2 separate regions of the Homo sapiens genome follow, and region 2 is linked to region 1. Evidence: chromatin loops called from intact Hi-C (ENCODE). Cell type or tissue: gastrocnemius medialis. All regions are shown on one strand. Each heading gives the region's core, and the rest is flanking DNA. Links, peaks and the distances in the headings are about the cores only.

Region 1 (10,111 bases), core at 1,501-9,500:
TGTTGTTAGATTGTTGTGTCATTTTCAAATGTCCCACATTGCCAAACATTGCTGGGAGTTACATCTCCTTATGGGTTTTAATTAAATTAAAGTGAAAGATGTGGAGCTGAGAAATGCCTTACATTGGGGCACACAGCACAGCCAGCACCCAGACCTGGCCCTGTGCCCTCACGGCTGCTGGTAGGAACTGTAGGAGTAAAGAGAATTTTCCCTCCCCTCTGAAGGTTTAATCTACTGAAATAAACAGACAATCGACAGATTAACAGAAAAAGCATACAAACGTATTAATGTGCAGAAGCACAGGAGCTGTACAAAATACGAGTCTCGAGGGAAGGGTCAGATGGTTGAGGCTTAACTACCCTCTTCATAGGGAAGAGGGAAGAAAGGGGATATAGGCAATTTTGAGAAATAGTAAATGATTTGTAAGGGAATTGAATGAGCCCAAAGAACAGACAATGGCCTGGGACAGTGTTCCTCTGAGCTCTGGGGAGGTAGTGGGAAGGTAAGGGGCAGAACTGCACTGTGAACAGAGGTTGTCTTATTATGCAGATAAAGTCTCCCAGGAGTTTTCCTCAGAAGAACAGATGACATATCTATCTGGGTGTGATGACTTCAGGTCTTTTCTCTTGTGGTCACTCTTTCCTGGTTATTTGATAAGATTTCTAGGGAGGGAATCTTAAGACAGTTGTATTTCTTTTGGAAGAAGATTTTTCTCAGTCAGATAAGGGAACTTCCAGAGAGAGAGAGTCCCTCCGTGTGCTTAGGGGAGGAAGGTTAAAAGATCCTTTGTTCTGAGGCTTGAAGTCTAAGGCCTTTTGATTTCCTTCAGTTCAAAGTGCTCAGTAGCCCAAAGCACCATAGTTTGGGGTATTGTTTTCAGAATATTTATGTGGGATCCTAGATTATCAGGCAAACGAGGAGTAATAAATTCTTGCCACCTCCCCCCCTGAAGATTCAAGTTTACTGAACTAAACTGACAATAGGCAGATTAACAGGGAAAAAGGCATACACATTTATTAACTTGCGTAAGCACAGGAGCCATACAAAATGTGAGACTCAAGGAAGGGTTAGATGTTGTGCTTGTACCTTTGTCATTGTAATTTTGCTTCCTGTTTAAGAACTGGGGGAAAGGTAGGCAGGTGGTTCACCTGGAGAGGCACCTGATGCATTTCAGAAGCCCTGGATGGAAGGAGAGGGACAAGGGTTGAAAATATACTTGTCAGGTACTATGTTGACTTCTTGAGCAACAAGATCATTAGAAGCTCAAACCTCAGTATTGCACAGTATACCCATGTAACATGTACCCTGGAATCTAAAATAGAACATAAATAACTGAAAAAGCTCCACAAATGTCCCCTAAAACCCATCTCAGTAGCCCCAGCTGAGGCCACATCACCAAAGCTCAGCTAACTGAGAATGGTGTGCCTATTACTTGCTTTACTTCAGCGGTTAACCCAATGACTTAGAAGCTACAACAACATAATGACTGCAGCATCCTTCATCTAGGAAGGGGCTGAGCTGACCCAGCATTGGGGTGGATTGACACTGCTCCACCCACACTCTCTGGACCACTTTCCCTTGTGGCTGATGGCAGAGGGCTGGAAGATGGAGGCCCCCATTGGCCTCATGTTAGGACTCAAGAAACTTGTAGTTCATCTGTCCCAGAGACAAATTTGAAATACGATAGAAGCTCCATTGCAGTACTCTGTGGGCCAGCAAAACAACAACAGCAACAACAAAACAGCAATCACCCAAATGTCCAAAACAAAATGGGGGACTCTTATCTAGGATACATTGATTTCCTAGAATATCAATTTCTCATTTTAAATGATAATTGTTAAGACTATACAACCACATCTAAAATTCTTATGAAATCTTATTTTCATACTAAGACAAACAAGGCACACAATTTTATAGAGAATAAAACTACTACTGTGTTTAAAATTGCATTTGTATATGAAAAGGGAAATAGTTGCAGCAGCTCTATTAGGTGGAATGGGGAGACTTTTTCCTCTTTTTTTCTAAATGTTCTGTAATGTGGTTATGATTGCACAGTGACTGTAAGTGTGTTTGTGTATGTGTTTGTGTAAATGTGCAAGGAGCTAAGTTCTGGGTCCTCTCTTTGCACATCCACACCCTGTGGGCTCGGTACTTGTCTCCTTCAGACCAGCACTGAGGGCTGGGCACCTACCCCAGATCCCAATCCTGCCCTCCCATTAGCAAGGCATCCCAGGGAAGAGATACAGAAAAACAGGCAGGGAGGAAGAGGGAGGGGACATAGGGACATGGAACAAGGGAGGGGCAGAGAAAGAATGGAGGTGGAGGCTGAGGGGAGGGGAGCAGCTGGGCCTCACCAGGGGTGTCACTCAGTTGAGGAGGTGACCAGGGAAGTCCCAGCAAGGAGCAGTATGTCCCCAAGAAGCCTGCTTATGCTGTCCTCGGAGATCACACCTGGCCTGACAGTCCCAAGATTGAAATACTGAAATTTTCTCCCTGTAGCGGCAGCTCAGAGACCAATGCAGAAGTGAATACCCAACTGGGTTCCATAACTCCTACTGGGGTAAACCACTCCAGTTTCACAGACACAGCTGGGACCACCCCAGGCTAGTCCTGATTTCCTGAGGTCCTCTGTCCACCAGAGGCCCCTGTGCCCTCCACCTGGATCCAGACCAGGCAGGAAGAGCAGGGAATCTTCTGAAGGCCAATGTCTGCATGCTGGGAGCCCTTAGCTGAATCTAATGAACTCTAGAATCTTCCCACTCACTTGGACACAACTGCTTGGGAGGCCCCCACACCAGCTCCAAGAGGCCCCTCTCTGCAGGTGGGCCCTGAGGTGGGCAGGGTGGATGGGGAAAGCATTGTTCCCTTGGCTCCAACTTGGGCTGGCATTTCTGGAAGTTGGTGTGTGGACGGGTGTGTGTGTGTGTGTGTGTGTGTGTGTGTGTGTGTTTGTGTGTGTGTGTGTGTTTGTGTGTGTGTGTGTGTGTGTTGGGGGGGTCCTAGCCTCCAGGTCCCTCCCCAGAGTCCAGACCCATCAGGCAGTGGTGAGGTTGGCTCTGGGGTGCTGGGCAGGGGGTGTGGGGCCCTGGAGCCTCCGCCCTCTTCCTCCCTCCCACTCAGCCTCTCTGCGGCTTGCACCCCTATCCCTGTGTCTCCACTCTCCCACTTCCCTCTCAGTTCCTCTCTGGCCATTGTGGCTCACTGATGATCACCTTCTGATGTGCTGATGTTCATGTACTTGGACTCTCTCCTCCTCTGTCTTTGCTTTGTTGCCATCTATTGGCACCTGTGTCTGTGTCTCCCTCACTATGAACTTTGTGTCCATCCTGGCCCCACTCAGGTTTCTCTGGGAACCCAGGGCCTCCCAGTCGGAGTGAGCAAGGCCCACCTCCCACCCTTCCTGCAGGGCCAGGCCCTGTCCCTGCTCCTACCCAGCCTCTCCTCCCCCCAACTCTCTCCATGAGGTGCTCGAGGGTCATGCTGGGCTTCCAGCAGGTCACAGAAGGACACCAAGGAGGAGGCCGCCATGTGCCCATGCTTGCTGCAGAGGGACAGGCGCAGGGGCTGCTCTCACAGCCGGTGCACTCTGCACTTGTCTTCTTCAGGCCAGCACCAGGGACTGGGCACCTACCCCAGATGGACTCCTGCCATCCCAGGAACAAGACCTCCTGGGAAGGAGAGCAGAAAATAAGGCAGGGGAGGAAGCGGGAGGCAAGATAGGGACATGGGACATGGGCAGAGCTGGGAAAGAACAGAAAATGATTTTGCATCTGTGGAAAGATGCTGCCTGGCCAGCGGGATGGTGTGGATAGGCCCATGTGTTGCTGCCAAGCCCTGCTCCCCTGGGTGATTAACAGAAACGAGGCAGTGGGGAGGAGGGAAAGAGAAAAATGCCTTCTACCTCCATGTGTCCCGAGTTTGAGCCCCGCGCCGGCTTGAATGGCCCAGACACTGGGGAGGAGGTTCAGCATGGGAGCATCCCCATGCTGAAATAAAGCTCCAGGAATCCAGGCCTGGGTTTTGGGGTTCAGACAGTATGTGTTTTTCTTACCACAAGCCAGAACCATGATCCCTCTGGAAAAGGTCGACTCCACAGCTGTTTAAAAATCCCCTGGGACTTGGAGATAAATGATCTGAGTCAGGCTGTGCTAACAGCTCCGTTTTGGAGCCAAGCAGGAGGTGGGCCACCGCTCCGTCCTCAGGCCCATCCATCACTGCGCGGCCACAATCTCAGGGGCCACCAGCCTCTCTGACCATGCTGTTTCCATTAGAGCATGATTGTGAAACTTTCAGAAGAGAGAGGCTGGCAAAGAACTCAGGCCAGGAGAGCCGCCCGGCCCACACCAGGGCAGAAGGCTTTCAAGGTCTCACCCTTGCCCCTCATGGGTGGGGCTGGGCTGGTTTTCCGCCAGATGGTCCCTGTGGAGATGCAGGAACATTCCCTAACCCGGGAGCCACCTCGGAGGGGAGGGAGAAGAGGGAGAGCTCACCTAGATGGCTCCACGCACCTGTCCCGGCCCGGCTTCCACTGGGCTTAACACATTCCCCCATGAAATCATGTGCATGCAGCCAAAGCAATACCAACAGGGAAATACTTTTTATTTTAACCTCAGGCTCTCACAACCAAAGTGGGTTTGCTCAGTGTGGTAAGGGAGTACGGTGTTTGCAGTGGCCCAGGACAACTGGGGGTGCCAGGGAGGCCCCGCACAGAGGAACATTTGGGGAGCATCAGAGACAGGAGGAAAGTGCCCCTGCAAGGGCCCACAGAGATGGGGAGCCCCCAGCTGCTGCGGCCTCTTTAGCTTGGCTAAAGAGGGATTATGCACCTGTTTAATCTGGAGAGAAACGCTGCCTGCAAGTTATGGCTGTTTTGCTCTAACACACGCCATTAACTATTCCTGGAATCCAAATGGAAAAGGAACAAAATAAACCACTTTGAAGTCCCAGGCTAGGGCTGATCTGGTGGGGGTGGGGTTCGGGTCCAGTTGGATGGTCTGGGCAGTGAGGGCTCTGGGCGGGGGCCGCCCCTTGCACTCTAATTGGGTGTGTCTGGGCACCTGTTTGTCCTGACATCTGCAGGAACTGGGGGGAGAGAAGGATGGCCTCCTGGGTGCAGCTACCGCCTACACTGGAGGAGGGAAGGAAGAGCCTCTGGCCAGGGTGTGCCTGGGTGGATTGACTTCCTGAGAGCTCAGGCCACCCCCATCTGCAGTGAGGCAGATGCTGTCACGGCACTAAATGCTGCAGATGCATGAACTCATTTAATCCTCGCAACAAACCTACAAAGTGGGTATCCTGATTGCCCCCATGTTACAGATGAGAAGACCAAGGCACAGAGAAATAAAGTGGCTTCCCTAAGGCACACAGCAAGGAAGCAGCAGGGCCAGGATTTGAACTCCCAGTCTGGCTGCAAAGTCCCTGTCCTTAACCAGGACATGCCCCTGTCTCTTTAACTGCATTTTAAAACCAGTTATTTGGCCCAAGAGATGTTCAGTAGTCATGCCCCGCCCCAGCTGGCTCTCAACCCCTGGAAGATTCCCCAAAGCCTGGGATCAGCTTTCTCTCCGGGCTAAACACCCCCTCCTGGCCCCAAATCACCCCAGCGCCTGTTTCCTGCGGTATTCCCCACCTCGGGAAGTGGAAGAGTCATGCAAAGCTTGACGGCCCCTATGAAGCAAACACAGGAAAGGCCAACGCCCCCCACCGGCCAGTCCCAGGATTTACTGAGATCATGAATAACAGGTTTCTTTAAGGCAGCTGTGAAGGCGGTACCCCCCCCAACCACCTGTCACCCCCAGCCTTGGGTGCCAATGGGAGACTCCGAGGACCAAAGGGCTGGCGTGGTGGAGTGAAACTGCCCCCTCTAACCTCTCCAAGGATCAGACACCACGTCCTGCATTTCCTTACAGCTGTCTTCCTTTCCCCAAGGCCAGAGCTAGTCTTTCTTGGAATCCTGGGAAGAGGCCTCTTTGACCCAAACTCACCCTCACCACCTGCTGAAAGTGTCCACATCATGGAACCCTCTGGAATGTGGTCTTCTTTTCTCCAAGTGACTCATCCAGCCTCCGCACTGTTACCAGAAATACCTTTCCAACACACAAATCAGATTAGGCCTCTCCCCTGCTTCAAACAATTTCAAATCTCTTGGCGCCAGCTTTCCACAGGAAACAGCCCAAATGTCTTATGATGTCCTACTAGGCCAATCCCCTGGCCTCTGCCTACTTTAGCCAGAGCAGAATGACCATCATTGTTTCCAGGCATCAATTATGCTGCCTTCCCTGCCAGTGACCCCTCAGCCTGGTATACATCTCTTACTCATCCCTCAAATACCCATTTGAACATCTCCTTCAGGGCCTATACTCATCCACTTCTCTCCGTGGGCAAAAAAAAACCTAGCAGAACCCTTTGCACATACATCTTACCATAACCCCTTGTGTCTCACTCATTCATTGAAATGTCTGTTTTTCCACTCTAACGAGCTTAAGAGAAGGAGGCTTAATCTTTGTATTTTCAGCACCCAGTATCAACAAGGCTGTTGAAATGCAAATATTTGGGAGAAACCCCTTGAACCAATAATCTCCAAAACCAACAATATGAATGCATTTATTTAGTTAGCTCTAGCAGAGAACATACTTGGAGACATCCACTTCTGGGCTGTGGGAGTTGTGATGTGACGGGAAGGAAACCTGTGCTCTAGGATAGAGTCTTGCCGTGGGGCTGGGACTCCTGAGACAGCTACAGGGACTGGGCAAGCTAGAGGGCAAAAACCACCCTTCATTAGGCTTTCCCCAGCCCAGCCCTGCACAAGGGAACCCATTCTGCCCCCTGACTCATCTACTGAAGGCCCTTCCTCTCCCACCGAGGCTTAAAACCTGGCCATTGGTGTCTGCCTCCTGACATTACAGAAAGCAGCCCTGGACACCTCCTCCAGGTACCTTGCAGGTAAGTATAGGCCCTCCCCATCTCCAGCTCCTCTTGGTAGAGGCAGGGGGCAGACAAAGGCCTAGGCAAATAGAGAAGGGTCCCCAGAGAATCTCTGACCTGCCCCAAAAGTGTTTACACCAGAAGTTTTGTGCAGGTAAGGGAACCTGCACAAGGGGCCTGCCTGGGTCCACCCACAGCAGACTGGAGGCCCACATGTGCTGGGGTAATGGGGTGGAGTCACCAGGAATTGTCACCTTATGCAGGGGGAGGAGCCTGGCCTCTTCAGCTCATGTTGGGGGGCCCTGGTATTCAATTTGGGAGCTGGAAACCTGCTTGCAAGACCCCCTCTCTTTGCTGAGAGCTTTTCTTTTGCTTCATAAATTCTGCCCTCCTCACCCTTCAATGTGTCCGCATGCTTAATTTTTTCCTGGTCGTCAGACAAGAACTCGGATTTAGCTGAACTAAAGAGCAAAACTCCAGCATCTCTGTCCTGTGAGCAGCATGTTCCTTTCCCTGATGTCTCCACCTCAGATGCCTCTGGTCTGGAAGTCATTTCAGCTGACTAGCTGGAGACTAGCTGTGGCGCCATAGAAAACACTGCCTTTGGAGCCAAATCAATGGGAGTTTAAATTCTGTCTCAGCCTCAGTCTCAGTTTCCTCATCTGCAAAGTGAGAGTAAAGAATCACTCCTTTTTGGGAGGCCGAGGCAGGCAGATCACCTGAGGTCAGGAGTTCGAGACCAACCTGGCCAACATGGTAAAACCCCGTCTCTACTAAAAATACAAAAATTAGCCAGGCCTGGTGGCATGAGCCTGTAATCCCAGCTACCCGAGAGGCTGAGGCAGGAAAACTGCTGGAACCCAGGAGGTGGAGGCTGCCGTGAGCCGAGATTGTGCCACTGCACTCCAGCCTGGGTGACAGAGCAAGACTCCATCTGGGAACAACAACAACAAAAAAAGAATCACCCCCAAGGGTTGGTGTGAGAAGCAGAGATGATGTGCGCAGAGCCTCGGTGAGCAGTACCTGCTCACTCTGGGGTCCCATGGCCTCCTTGCCCTTCCCTTAACGATGGTGAATGGCAGCTAACCATGGCATTAGGACCATGAGCCTGGTCAGAGAGATACGTATGTCCAGGTCACCCCTGAGCCATGCCATGCACAGCACGGACACGAAGGATAGTGTACAATCCCATTTTTGCAAGAAAAAATAAACATCCACATTCAAATGAATATGCCTAGAAAACATCTGGAAGGACAAATACCAAAATATTAACAGTCTTGGGGTTCTGAGTGACTTTTTTTCTTTTAGTTATGTATTTATCTACTTTTTTCTCCGTGTGTTGAGTAACAATAAGAACAAAAATTAAACCACATGTGATAGAAATCTGGATGCAATATGGTCCTTAAATTCAAAGCACCATCTGGGATTTGCATGCCAAAGAATCGTGGTTTACAACCGCAGATGGCCGTAGCCTCCATGTGGAAGGAATTAGGATATCTGAGCATGTCCTCATCTCAGGAAAGTCCTTGTGTAGACTTAAGGCAAATGCCACTCCCTAAGTCAAGGCTCCCCCATAGCCGCTGCATATAAAGAGGTTTTGTAACAGTGATAGCACTGTTGCTTAAAACGAATTTTCCATTAGATAAGTAGTTTTTTGGATTTAATTAAGTTGTGGTTCTAATTCATTAGGTAAGCTCTGTGTCGAAAACTCTAGGAAAACTTGTAAAACAAAGTCATTCTGCAGTTCAGACTCTTGCTTCCTTGTATCTTTCTATTTTATAAATTTCCACATTAGTTGATTTTCTTGAAGCAAGAAATGCCTCCACTCACTAGTGAAAACTGGTCCTATTAGGACAAACTCCACCACATTTATTTCAGGATAAATCTCTGACGCTGTGGCCTCCCTCTTTGGCATCGATATGCTGGAATGCACCACAGCAAGGGAGGTGATGACATTTCTGTGTCTATGAAAAGCATATGAAGCAATTTTATGGGGTAGTTTCTCATCAGGCCTGCTCAGAGTCAAGGCAATAGACTAAATTAACTCTTGACAGCCTTTTCGGTTCTGCAAGTCTATCAGATTTATTGTAGAGAGGCATTTTTTTTTTTTGTAGTTTCTTATCCCTCCATGAAAATGAAATCAGAGAAACATTTGGCCTGAATTATTTTAGCATAAAGATCAGCCAAGTTCAGGTGCCAAAGATTCAAAATAAGAGTTATGAATCATAATAAAAATAACCTCTTCAAGAGGCAAAGTAATCCTCAAAGTAAGACCATCTAAGATCTATCCACAAATAAAAATTTTACAGCATAAACTATTTTTAAGGCCTATTTAATTCAACTTAGTTATATCTTCAATAACCTAGATTCTTTTAGTTTCTCTGCTACGTCTAACATTTTGCCCTTCTTCTCATGGTCACAAGATGGCTGCAATGATTTAGAATCATCACATCCTCAAGCAGAAATGTCCAAAAGCATATTCCTAAATCAATCACAGATGAGAAGAATGGATTTACAGTGAAATGATTTATGAATCCCTGTCTAGGGCTAGGAAGGAGACCTTCCTTTTTCTAAACAGTGGTGTTGGTACTTGAACAAAATCGGCATTTGTTAAGAAGGAAAAAGGAAAGATGGGATGGTGGGTAGCCTACTAGGAAGAACTGTCACAAAGATGGATATGAAATTTATAAGTGACAACACTAGCCAGAAGACAACAGAGACATTCACTTACAGTTCTAGGAAAGAAATAATCCAAACCTGAAAAGCTATACCCAGCCAAACTATCAAATAGGAGAGAAAAATAAAGTCAGTTTCAGGTAGGAAGAAATCAGAAAATTTGTCTTCCATAACCTTTTTGAAGAATAAAAAAAAGTATCTGATGATGTATTCCATCACAGCAAAACAGGAATCCAAGAAAGAGGAATATCTATGATCCAGCAAAAAGTGAAATTAACCAAGAAATGCAATGGAAATAAATCTTAGCTGGAAACTCTGCAGCAGGTCTAGAAAACAATAGTTCAAAACTAAAATGAGAAGTACCAAAAGACTCACCATGTATGTCTTTAAATGCAAGTGGGTTTCATTATGCAATTCTATTATTAGGAACCTAGAAATTTCTGATCAGATGAGAGCATATGTTTCTTCTGTCAACAACAGCAACAAAAGTAGAACAGCTAGAAACTCCAGG
Region 2 (10,111 bases), core at 1,503-9,502, 57 kb after region 1:
AAACTGTCAGTTGAGACCTTGGAAAAGCTACCCCTAGGAGTAAGAAAAAAAAACTGAAATAAGTAACCAGCTTTTTATCAGATGAAGGTGATCCGCCAACACTCTACCAACCTGTTAAATCCTCTCTGAAGGAAGATAACATCATTCAAAGTCTGTATGATTTTTCATGCACAATGTCCAACATTCAATTTGCAAATTACCAGACACGGCAGGGGATGGCAAAAATGGGGAAAAGGAGGAGGTAGAAAGAGATAAAATAGAAAATAGAAACGAACTGAGGTGCTCTAGATATTAGAGTTAATTGACATGAAATTTTAAATAACTATGATCAGCAGTTCAAGGAAATAATAAGAAAGACAAAGAATTTCACCAGAGAATTGGAATCTATAAGAAATAATCAAATGGAACTCCTTGAACTAAAAAGTGCAATGACAGAAATTAAGAATTCAACAGATTTGTTCAAACATTGATAATATACAGTAGTAGGCAGGTATAGTGACTTGAAGAGAGATAAAGAAAAAATACCCAGAATAAAGCAGCACAGGAGAGGGGAAAAGTTTAGCAAACACACGGCAAACAGTAAAATTATCTGAAAAGGTGAAATTGAAGTTCTAGATGGACAGACGAGAAAATTGAGAAAAAGCAGTATTTCAAGAACTAGATCCTGAGAATTTTTCCAAACTGACAGATTTAAGAAGCTTGAATAACTCCACATTAGAGGATGCCTATAGATGTCCTTGCAGAGTCCTTCATCACCTAATAATAGCAGTCACTGAACTTTTAAGACAGCCCCCGGGGGAAGCGTTTAGGTCCATGCAAGTTATCTCATTACTTACCTCACCCCTACAAGGTAAGAAAACCATCACTGGATGAGGAAACTGAGGCTGAAGTTTAATTCCTAGTCTGAGATCTAAGAATTACACTGTATGCATACACTGGACCTGAGACTGGGACTAAACCTAGATCTGTTGGACTCCAAATCTTCTGCTATTAACCTCTTTGCTGAGTGTCTCAGGAGCAGGCATGAGGCCAGGGGAGTGTGACATTGAGGAAAGAGGGAGTAGCAGATGGGAGAAGGTTCCAGAAAGAGATATGGAGGCACATACATTAAACTCTATATTTCTTTGTTTTTTCCTGACTGCTGGTCTTATGCTCAGGAAGAAGCAACTCTTTTCCACCTTTCCCTCCCTCCTGCATGTCCTCCCACCCCTCCAGCACCCAAGATTCTGCTGTGGTCTGGTTCAGTCACATGGCGGGCTAAATAGACTTTCATGAGCTGCTGAGGAGCCCACCCTCCATTTGCAACACAGCTTCTATGGGAACATGTGTTCTGAATCCAATGGCTCACTTGCCTTCGACCTCAATACACAATTTGTTCTCAAGTTAGGATGTGCATGTGCATGAGAAGTTAAGAAATACCGCTAGACAATGTCTTAGGCCTCATCACAAAGATGCACATGATTAATGACTGAAGGAGCATAGAAAGCCACCGGGCACTGAGATCTAAAGAGACAGAGAGATTGCACGTTTTCATTGGGGAGGTGGGGTCTGTAGACCAAGGAAATGTTGGGCCAGCCATGAAGCATACACAGAGTTCTGATCAACCCACTAGAGGAAGGTGGAGAAGAACAAATGGGCAGGGAGGAGCAAGGAGTTTACTTCCACCTTTGGGAAGCTTCAGAGATGTCCTCTTCAGGCTGCAGGGCACTCTGTCTTCCTTGGTTTCTAATCAGATATTAGGGAGGGGGGCTATAATTGTGCCTGGAATTTATCAGTTTGCTTTGCTGTTGAGTGTATTGTAGAGGCTACTGGTAGCCCTCCTAGGCCTCCCTCCATGCTAGCCCTAGGAGCTTGGCTCCTTCTGCCCACTTACTGCAGCCAAGCCTCCTGTTCTGGTTAGTCTAGCTCCAGAAACATTTAGGAGGCTCAGTCAGGTGCCAGGCCCTGAGCCATGACTGAGAAGACAGAGGAGAGTAAGAGGCAGTCGTGCCTCAGAGCCTCAGGGAAGAGGGCAGAGGCACAGAAGAGGAGTGTTCTACCAGGTGGGCATTGGGGCCAGGGCACCCAGTTGAGGGGTCTGGGGAGGAAAGGAGGCTGAGACTGTAAGAGGGAAGCCAGAGTTTCAATGCTCAGGAACTGAGGAATCAGTTTTCTCGTGGCTCAGGGCCCCGTTCCTTCTCCACTTTATCTTTCTGCCTGCATGCTGAGAAGCAATACAGTGCAGTAGTTCAGAGCCGGGGTGAGGGGAAGCAGGGCTAGGCTGATTCTAGTTTCTCAACCAGAAATTTGAGCTTTGATCCCACACTTACCAGCTTGAGCCAGCCTTTTCTAAGTCCCAATTTCCTCATCTATAAAATGAAGATAACTTTACAGTCAGTTTTGCTACAGTGTAACACATGCATTCCTAAATGGGGTTAGGGTATGAAACCCAAAACCTTGGTTAGTGACACATAAAATAACAGGCACCTAATAAAAATGGTAGTATTTGTGTTTTAGTCAGTTTGAGCTGGTATAACAAAAATACCATAGACTGGGGGGCTTAAACAACAGACATTTATTTCTCACAGTTCTGGAGGCTGGGAAGTCCAAGATTAAGTTGCAGCCAATTTGGTTCCTGGTTTGCAGAAAGCCATCTTCTTGTTGTGTCCTCATATTGCAGAGAGCAGGGAGAAGAAGCAAGCTCTCTTGTGTCTTTTCTTATAAGAATGCTCATCGCCTCATAACAGCTCCACCCTCATGACCTAAGCCCCCATTAACTCCCAAAAGCCCATCTCCAAATACATCACATTTGGGATTAAAGTTTCAACATATGACTTTATGGGTCGGCAGCAGGGACACAGACATTCAGTCCATAGCATACTGTTTTACACATGTTAACTGGTTAAATACATAACTACCGCAAATAAGTATGGTGCTTTACCTTGAACAAGAGCTAAAGTTTGCTTGTGGAAGTGGCATCAGGTAAGTTGCAGCTTGTGAGTTATTATGAAGTACTGGAAGGAGGATAATCTAAAATTGGATGCAAAGAGGTAACATTGGATGTGAATGAATGCACCTCTGGGTACATGGTAACTGAGGCAGCTGATAGATGTTTAAGGCATGTACATATGTGCATTTTTTGTATCCCTATCCAGTTCTGTTCAGCTGGATGCAATCTTCTGTGATCACTTAGTTGTGTGTGTGTAGACAAAATTATACATAAGCAAATGCAACATTTGCATATGATTAAATTGTTTCCTAGTATGTCAATTGTATTGAACAAATCTTCATTTTTAAAATGAGTACCATAGCAGAACTAGCTGTACTAACTACCTCATGGGATGTCATGAGGATTAAGTGACATAATTCATGTAAGTGTTGAACCCAGGGCCTGATAAGTGGTGAATAAGTGTTGCTAGTGTAATGAATATATATCAAATCATTATATTTTAAACAAATCAAAGAATGAATCAGTGAACACAAGAATGCCTAATTGTGGAGTGGGGAGCAGTAATTTAGGAAGTGTGTGTGTGGTGGGAGGAGGAAGGCTGATGATTTATCTTGCTAAAGAGAAACTTCCTCTAGGAGTAAATGATTTCAGAGACCAGCAGCAGGCTATGCTATGCCCTGTAACCAGGAGGACAAACTACATACCCTCCTTGCACCCATTAGCATGAATATGATCACAGGGGTATGTCTGTCCCACCACTATGCAGGTCTCAAAGCCTAACACTTATTATATTTTATAGATCAGAAATTTTGGCAGGGCTCAGCTGGGTGATTCTTCTTTTCCTCATGGTATAAACAGAGGTCACTTGGTGTTATTCAGCTAGCAGGTGGGCTGGTGTGGAGGGTCCAAAATAACTTCTTTCACATGTCTGTTGCCTTGGAATGACTAGAAGGCCAAGCCCAGCCAGGACTGCCAACTGGAGCACCTACATGTCACCTCTCCAGGATAGTCCTGATTCCAAGAGCCAGGAAGTAGATGCTGCAAGTCTTCTTACCTAGCCTTGGTAGTTCTAGAAAAATAGTTCTTGAACTCTCTACCAATTAAGAAGGTTACTAAGCCCAACCTAGATTCAAGGGCAGAAGAGTTAAGCTAGGTTTCAGTGAGTGGGGAAAGCAAACACTCTGGTACCATCTTTAATCTACCACAGTGCTCTTGAAAACTCAACTCCAGCAACATCTCCAGAAAACTGAAGTGAAGCTCTCTGCTGTAGATGACCCTCCTCGGATTTTCTACTGTAAACCACGCATATTACAGCTATGATATGTGGCATACTCTGTGCTGTGTGCATTGGTTTATCAAATGCTGCCCATGGGCCGCAAGCTTCAGTGGGGTAGTGACTGTCATTTAATTTTGGATTTGTAGTGTCTTTGTATAGTCTCTGGCACATGAAAGGCCCTTAATAAATCTTAAGTAAGTGGGTGAATGAATAAACTAACAAATAAATAAAAAAGGATGACCTTCACCTCTTCTGTTGAAGGATGATGCCCCAAGAGCAGGAACCATGGCTGTGCCCCTTGTCTCCCCAACACAGAATACACTGTCTGACACTTAGTCAATACTTAATCAATGTCTGTTGAAAACCCAAACACATATGCTCACATACTCAGACTCTGCTATCCAGCTGTGGCTGAGGGTCCTCACACAGCAAAATGAGGAGAATGTTTTCAGCCACAGTCTGAGGCTGAAGCAGGTTGGGCTGAAATCAAGACCTGAGTGTTGGGACTTCTGGTTCTAGTGATGGGGTCAGGAATTAGAGCAAGTTGCCCCTGTGAACACCAAGAGAAAGGGACAAATGAAAACTGGACTGAGGGGTGGAAGCAAGGAGGAACTAGAAGTTAGCTTTCCTGCTGCTCTATCTTTTCAGTGGAGAGCACTTTCATTCACACATGCATCAGATGGGGAGGGCGACTCATTGCCAATATTTGTCAAAGTTCTCCACAAAGACCTGCCCCTTAGTATACACCAATACACACATGCATGCACACACACACACACACACACACAAAAAACAGCTTTGGGTTCAGGTCAAGTGGGAGAACTTTGGAAAGAAGGAGCCCTGCCATAGAAAATGAGTATTTACTAACGTGGGTGCTATTAGTTACCATTTGCAGTGAACCAGGTGTCGACTGTGTCACTATTTTAAGTCTAATTTAATTTAGCATTTGGACTGGATGTGTGCTATTTATAAGGAATGATACCAACTGTGGCTTTGGTCTTGGAGCAGGTGGGAGCCACTTTAGCCTGTGGAGGCCGTGGTCTGCACAGTTCCCAGTTTGGGTTCTGTAGCAGACGCCCCACCCCAGGCACTGCCTCAGACAATTACACAGGCCAAGTGCTCAGGAGCCGTCAGCCCACAGATAATAGCTCTGCAGGAGCTCATTGAAGAGAGTCTCAGACCCTGTCTTTGCTGAGGCCTCTGTGGTTAGAATGCGCAGGACAAGGAATGTGCTCGAGACCCACGGCTTTGTCCTGCCTGGTCTAACCCCTCAGGAAAGATGCGATGAAATGGTTTGTCCCGGCTGGGTGACCCCCTTCCTCACACAGGCCTTTGGTATCTTCCACTGGACACAAAGAAAGGGCCTCCACAAGTCTCCCTGAATGGGAGCAATGGCTGAGCTGAGCTCTGAGACATACCCTGGCATTCTTGGGTTTCCCACACATGCCCAGGGTGCCTATGGGGACTTTTTCCAGAACAAATTGAAGGTATACACCCTGACCGGAGAGGTGGCCACTGTGACCAGAGCCCGGCATAGCAAAGTCACAGGTCTGGCTGGAGGAGGGGCAAGGACTGTGAAATCCCAGCAGGCAGCCAGCAGTGAGCAGGCCAACAGCATCCTCAACGGAGGACGATTTCTTCAAACACAACTGCATGACAAACAAGTCAGGGTGGGGCATACAAACCAGACAGCTCTGCTGGAGGCCGAGGTAGAAGCTGAGTGGGGATAAGGGTCCGCTCCAAGCCCTCCTCAGTGACACAGCAAATCTAGGGGTTGGTGGAGAGCGCTCATCCTCACCCCCAATCTGCAGTTCCAGACCTCGGATACTGATCTGACGGACACAGCCATCTTCAAAGGGAACTCGGCACCACACCCAATATTCAGGCTGTAAATAAAGCCAGCACAACAAGCTCCTGGGAAACGCTGAGCCGAGCCTGCTACCTGGCAGGCAGCATATCATTTCCCGAGCCTCCCTGGCCCAGTGCCCACCCTTCAGTTCTCTGTCCCTCCCAGCCTGGGCACAGGGGCGGTAACACATTTTAAATTAGACCTGTCCCTTTTCCATTCGTGAGCTGTCAGACTGCTTACAAGGGGTCAAACCTGGCGTTCTGTCTGGGGCACGGTGACGAGGGTTGCCAGACCCCAGGCCCAGGTGGGCACATGTTTGTGAGTTGGGTCTGAGCCCTGGAAGGTTCTGATCCACTTTAGAGTTGCAGGCTTGATTGGGAAGAGGAATTTCCAGTGCAGCACAATTTGACTGAAGCTTTTCTAATGCTTAGAAAGAAGGCACGCCACTGAAGTTTGTTTTTCCCTTGTCATCTTTAATTCATTACCTGGCGCAAAGGAAAGTGGAGACATATTTCTGACGGGTTGTTTTTATTAGTCATTACAGCGTGGTGAGTGTGTCGTCTTTCTGAGTGCACACATGCAATGTCGTGTCACTGTGCAACCTGGTTCCCAACGTGGCCCCTTGGCGTCCCAGTTCTCGCTCCCTAAGGGCCAGGGACATGCCCTTTCTGTTTGGAAATGTCAGCCTGGTCTCCTTGGCTTCCCTTCTTTCCCCATTCCTCCAGAAAAGTAGGCCTGGGAGGAAAGACTGGGTTCTCCAGCGCCTGCTGATTTTCTTGGAAATGATGGGCATAATGCCCAATTTGCTATTTCCCTAGTTTCCAATGGCTGTTTCTAAAGAGGAAAGCAATCCTCTCCTTTCTTGCAGGCGGAAATGAGGAGTTGAAGAGGTGGGGAGCGCTGGGGGATGCAGGCACATGTAAACCTGCTATTTCCTTTTCTTAGAGGCGGGGAACAGTCACCCTCCCAGCTAACATTTACCTCCAGGGAAAAATGTCACTTCCATTGGCTTGCATCTTTTCTCCCTCTATCGTGTGTGACAGTATTTTTCTATCGCGTGCGATGCACACACCTTACTCTCGGGGAGATTTATGGAGATCAAGGGCTTCTTCTTTCCCTTGGTGGAAATTGCCGGCCCCAGAGCTGTCTGGGTTGTTTCTATAAAACTGTCGAGACATATTCTGAACAATGATCCTGGATATTTGCAGGCCTTACTCCCCTCTTAGCTCCCATCTTTCTTCCCCAAAGAAAGCCTCTTTTCTTTCTTTCTCTCATCTTTTGAGTCCATACCTCAGGGGGGCTGTAACTGGGACCCCAGGCCTGAGACAGATCAATGGCAATTGATTAATTCAGAGGGAGAGAGTGGCGTGTATGTGCGTAGGTGAGAGAAAGAGAAATAGAGACAGACACAGAGACAGAGACAGAGACAGACTGAAAGAGAGACAGACAGACACAGAGACTGTTTGCATGCATCCTGCAATCATGCCCTGCTATTTTAGACTTAAGCTTCACTCTTGACCATTTATTTTTTTTAAAAAGCCAGAATAATAGATCATGATAACATTATAATAGCAACCTGATGATAATGAATGCAACATAGGTCATTAAGGAACGTATTCAGGGCAAGACTTGCTAACACAATAAAGCTCACTATGTGCCAGGAACTGTTCTGAGCACTTCGCATACATGAACTCATATCAAGTAAATAACCTCGCCACAGTCGTATGATGTAGCATCTATGAGGTTAGTGCTGTTACCAGTTACCCTATTTTACATTGAAGAAACCCCACTCCATTGAGAAAAAAAATAGCAGAGGGAGTCTTCCAAGTTTCTAGGAAGCTGTAGCCATTCAGGATCTTTTGGGGCAATTCAGCACGGCAGGGTTGTGACATCTGGGCTGTCTGGGTGACTCGCCATGTGCTTAATTGATTCCTCATTTTTCCAAGGGTCTGGCACTTATTGAAGCCCTTGGAACATTGATGCATATTGTGTATGACCAGAGGGAAGAGGGTAAATGAATGATTAAGTGACGCTTATCAAAGGCCTCACTTCAAAGTGGGGTGGCCATAGGAAAAAGGGTTCTGTGGTCAGTGAAACTAGGAAATAATAAGTTAAATAGACTAGAAGTTTAGTTATTCACAGAACTTCTGAGAGCTTTGAACATGGTAACATGCACTGTGACCCTTCCTAAAGAAAACAGAGAATGAAGCCTTTTCTGGCATGTTAGACTTCTTTGTGAGAGACGCTTATGGGGCTGGAGTTCCGTGGACTATACAGTAGTCTCGGTTATCCACACTTTTCTTTCCTTGGTTTCAGTTACCCATTGCCAACCATGGTCTGAAAATATTAAATGGAAAAGTCCAAAAGTAAACAATTCATGCATTTTAAATTGCACACTTCCGAGTAGCACAATGACATCTCACCCACACTGTCCCACTCCTGGCCTTCCTGGGACGTGAATCCTCCATTTGTCTGGCATCTCCACACTGTCTACACCACCCAGTGCTTGTGTCCAAGTAACCCTAATTTTACTTAATAATGGCCCCAAAGCACAGGAGTAGTGATGCTGGCAATATGGATATGCCAAAGAGAAGCTATAATGTGCTTCTTTTAAGTGAAAAGGTGAAAGTTCTCAACTTAAGGAGGAAAGAAAACAATTATATGCTGATGTTTCTATGATCTACAGTAAAAATAATCTATCTGTAAAATTGTAAAGAAGGAAAAGGTAATTTGGACTAGTTATGCTGTCTCACCTCAGTCTGCCAAAGTTACAGCCACAGTTCATGATAAATGCTTAATTAAGATGAAAAGGGCATTAGATTTGTGGGTGGAACACGTGAACAGAGCCATATTGCAATGAACAGCAATCAGGTTTCTTACTATCTGTGGTTTCAGGCATCCACTAGGGGTCTTCAAATGTATCACCACAGATGGAGGGCGGCAGGTGGGGGACTACTGTACTTTGGGAAACTGTGTCTGATATGACCTAGAACTTGAGACATGTCTCTGGTTGTCTGAAAAGACCTGAATGTTTGGAGATACAGAAAGAATTTGGATATACCATTTGGGAGACATAAAGCACAGTGGAACCCCGGAACCTGCTGTGTCTGATGAGCTATCCTCCCCACATCTTTACCTTTGGGCCAGTGTACCTGGAGGGGACATTCTGAATATCAGTGACATCCCAGAAGGAAAGCGCCCAGCCCTTCTCCTTCTCTGTGCAGGGTTCTCTCACCACCAGCAGCAAATGGATGGCAAACCTATTGATGTTCCTAAAATAGGGCTCCTATGAGTCAAAAACTTCATATGTGATTCCATGAAGCTTTGTGAACACCAGCTATGCTTCACCACCAATAAGCAGCACTACTGATAGGATTGATGGCCAAACACCTCATGGTACTTCACTAGGAGGACCATTTATAGATGCAGACAGTACAAAAGGATGAGGCCAAAAGGACCCCATTGGAAGATACGTAACTTCTGAGCAGGCAGGAAGAAAACTTGGCAGGGAAGCATCCCCACTGTTAGCAGCTACAGAAAATAATTATGTATACAACAACCATACTTTGAAGCCCTCCCCAGTAACCAGTAATTGACTGTCCTAAAGAAGCTTCCTTTGGGATGCTTTCACACCCAACCTATTCTTATTGCTTGTTCCAGGTACACAATGTTCCCCTTCTGACTAAAGTAACTGTTTTTCTTGCCTCTACTCTCACCCACCTCCTGGACACACTGCAAGATTAATATTCCTAAAACATTGTCTTCCCCATGTTGATTTCTGTCTTCAAACATTTTGAACGTCAGTTTGAATGTGGCTTCAATCTTGCCACCCTACCTTATTCCCACATGGGGTCTCTATACAGCCCCTATGATCCAGCCAAAATTGTACTTCTTCCAAAAGTTGCACATCCATTAAATACTCTGGTTATGTTCCCACTCAGTCAGCTTGGTTTATGTTGATTTCCAGCCTCAAACATCATTTTAAGAGTGATATCAGAGGGAGTGGTTTAATAAAGACCTCTAAAAATTATCTCTTCCCTAAAAGCAAGGTGAACAC

The links. A loop is a pair of places that touch in the nucleus more often than their neighbours do. Peaks named below come from ENCODE experiments on the same cell type or tissue, not always from the same donor. Only the 100,000 strongest peaks of a DNase experiment are listed, where the experiment ranks them.
Region 2: it touches region 1 in a loop (2.3-fold over the local background); 4 of 110 quality-filtered maps call a loop at or near these places.

The regions. Positions count from the first base shown.
Region 1 is chr10:31,614,796-31,624,906 of GRCh38, forward strand. LOC105376484 (a long non-coding RNA gene) reads right to left here and starts at 6,178. Exons shown (of 3, transcript XR_930803.3): 1 at 5,985-6,178. It also overlaps the pseudogene GLUD1P5. RefSeq lists an enhancer at 2,372-2,501. In gastrocnemius medialis, for the core only: CTCF peaks have their summits at 5,698 (motif pointing left) and 8,442; DNase peaks (open chromatin) are centred at 5,616, 6,077, 8,446 and 8,861; H3K27ac peaks cover 5,274 bases.
Region 2 is chr10:31,672,161-31,682,271 of GRCh38, forward strand. No RefSeq gene overlaps it. Among named protein-coding and RNA genes, the nearest start is that of MACORIS, 30 kb to the right of the region's middle. RefSeq lists an enhancer at 5,199-5,750. In gastrocnemius medialis, for the core only: no CTCF peak of the experiment used is centred there; DNase peaks (open chromatin) are centred at 5,781 and 6,239; H3K4me3 peaks cover 1,180 bases; H3K27ac peaks cover 1,869 bases.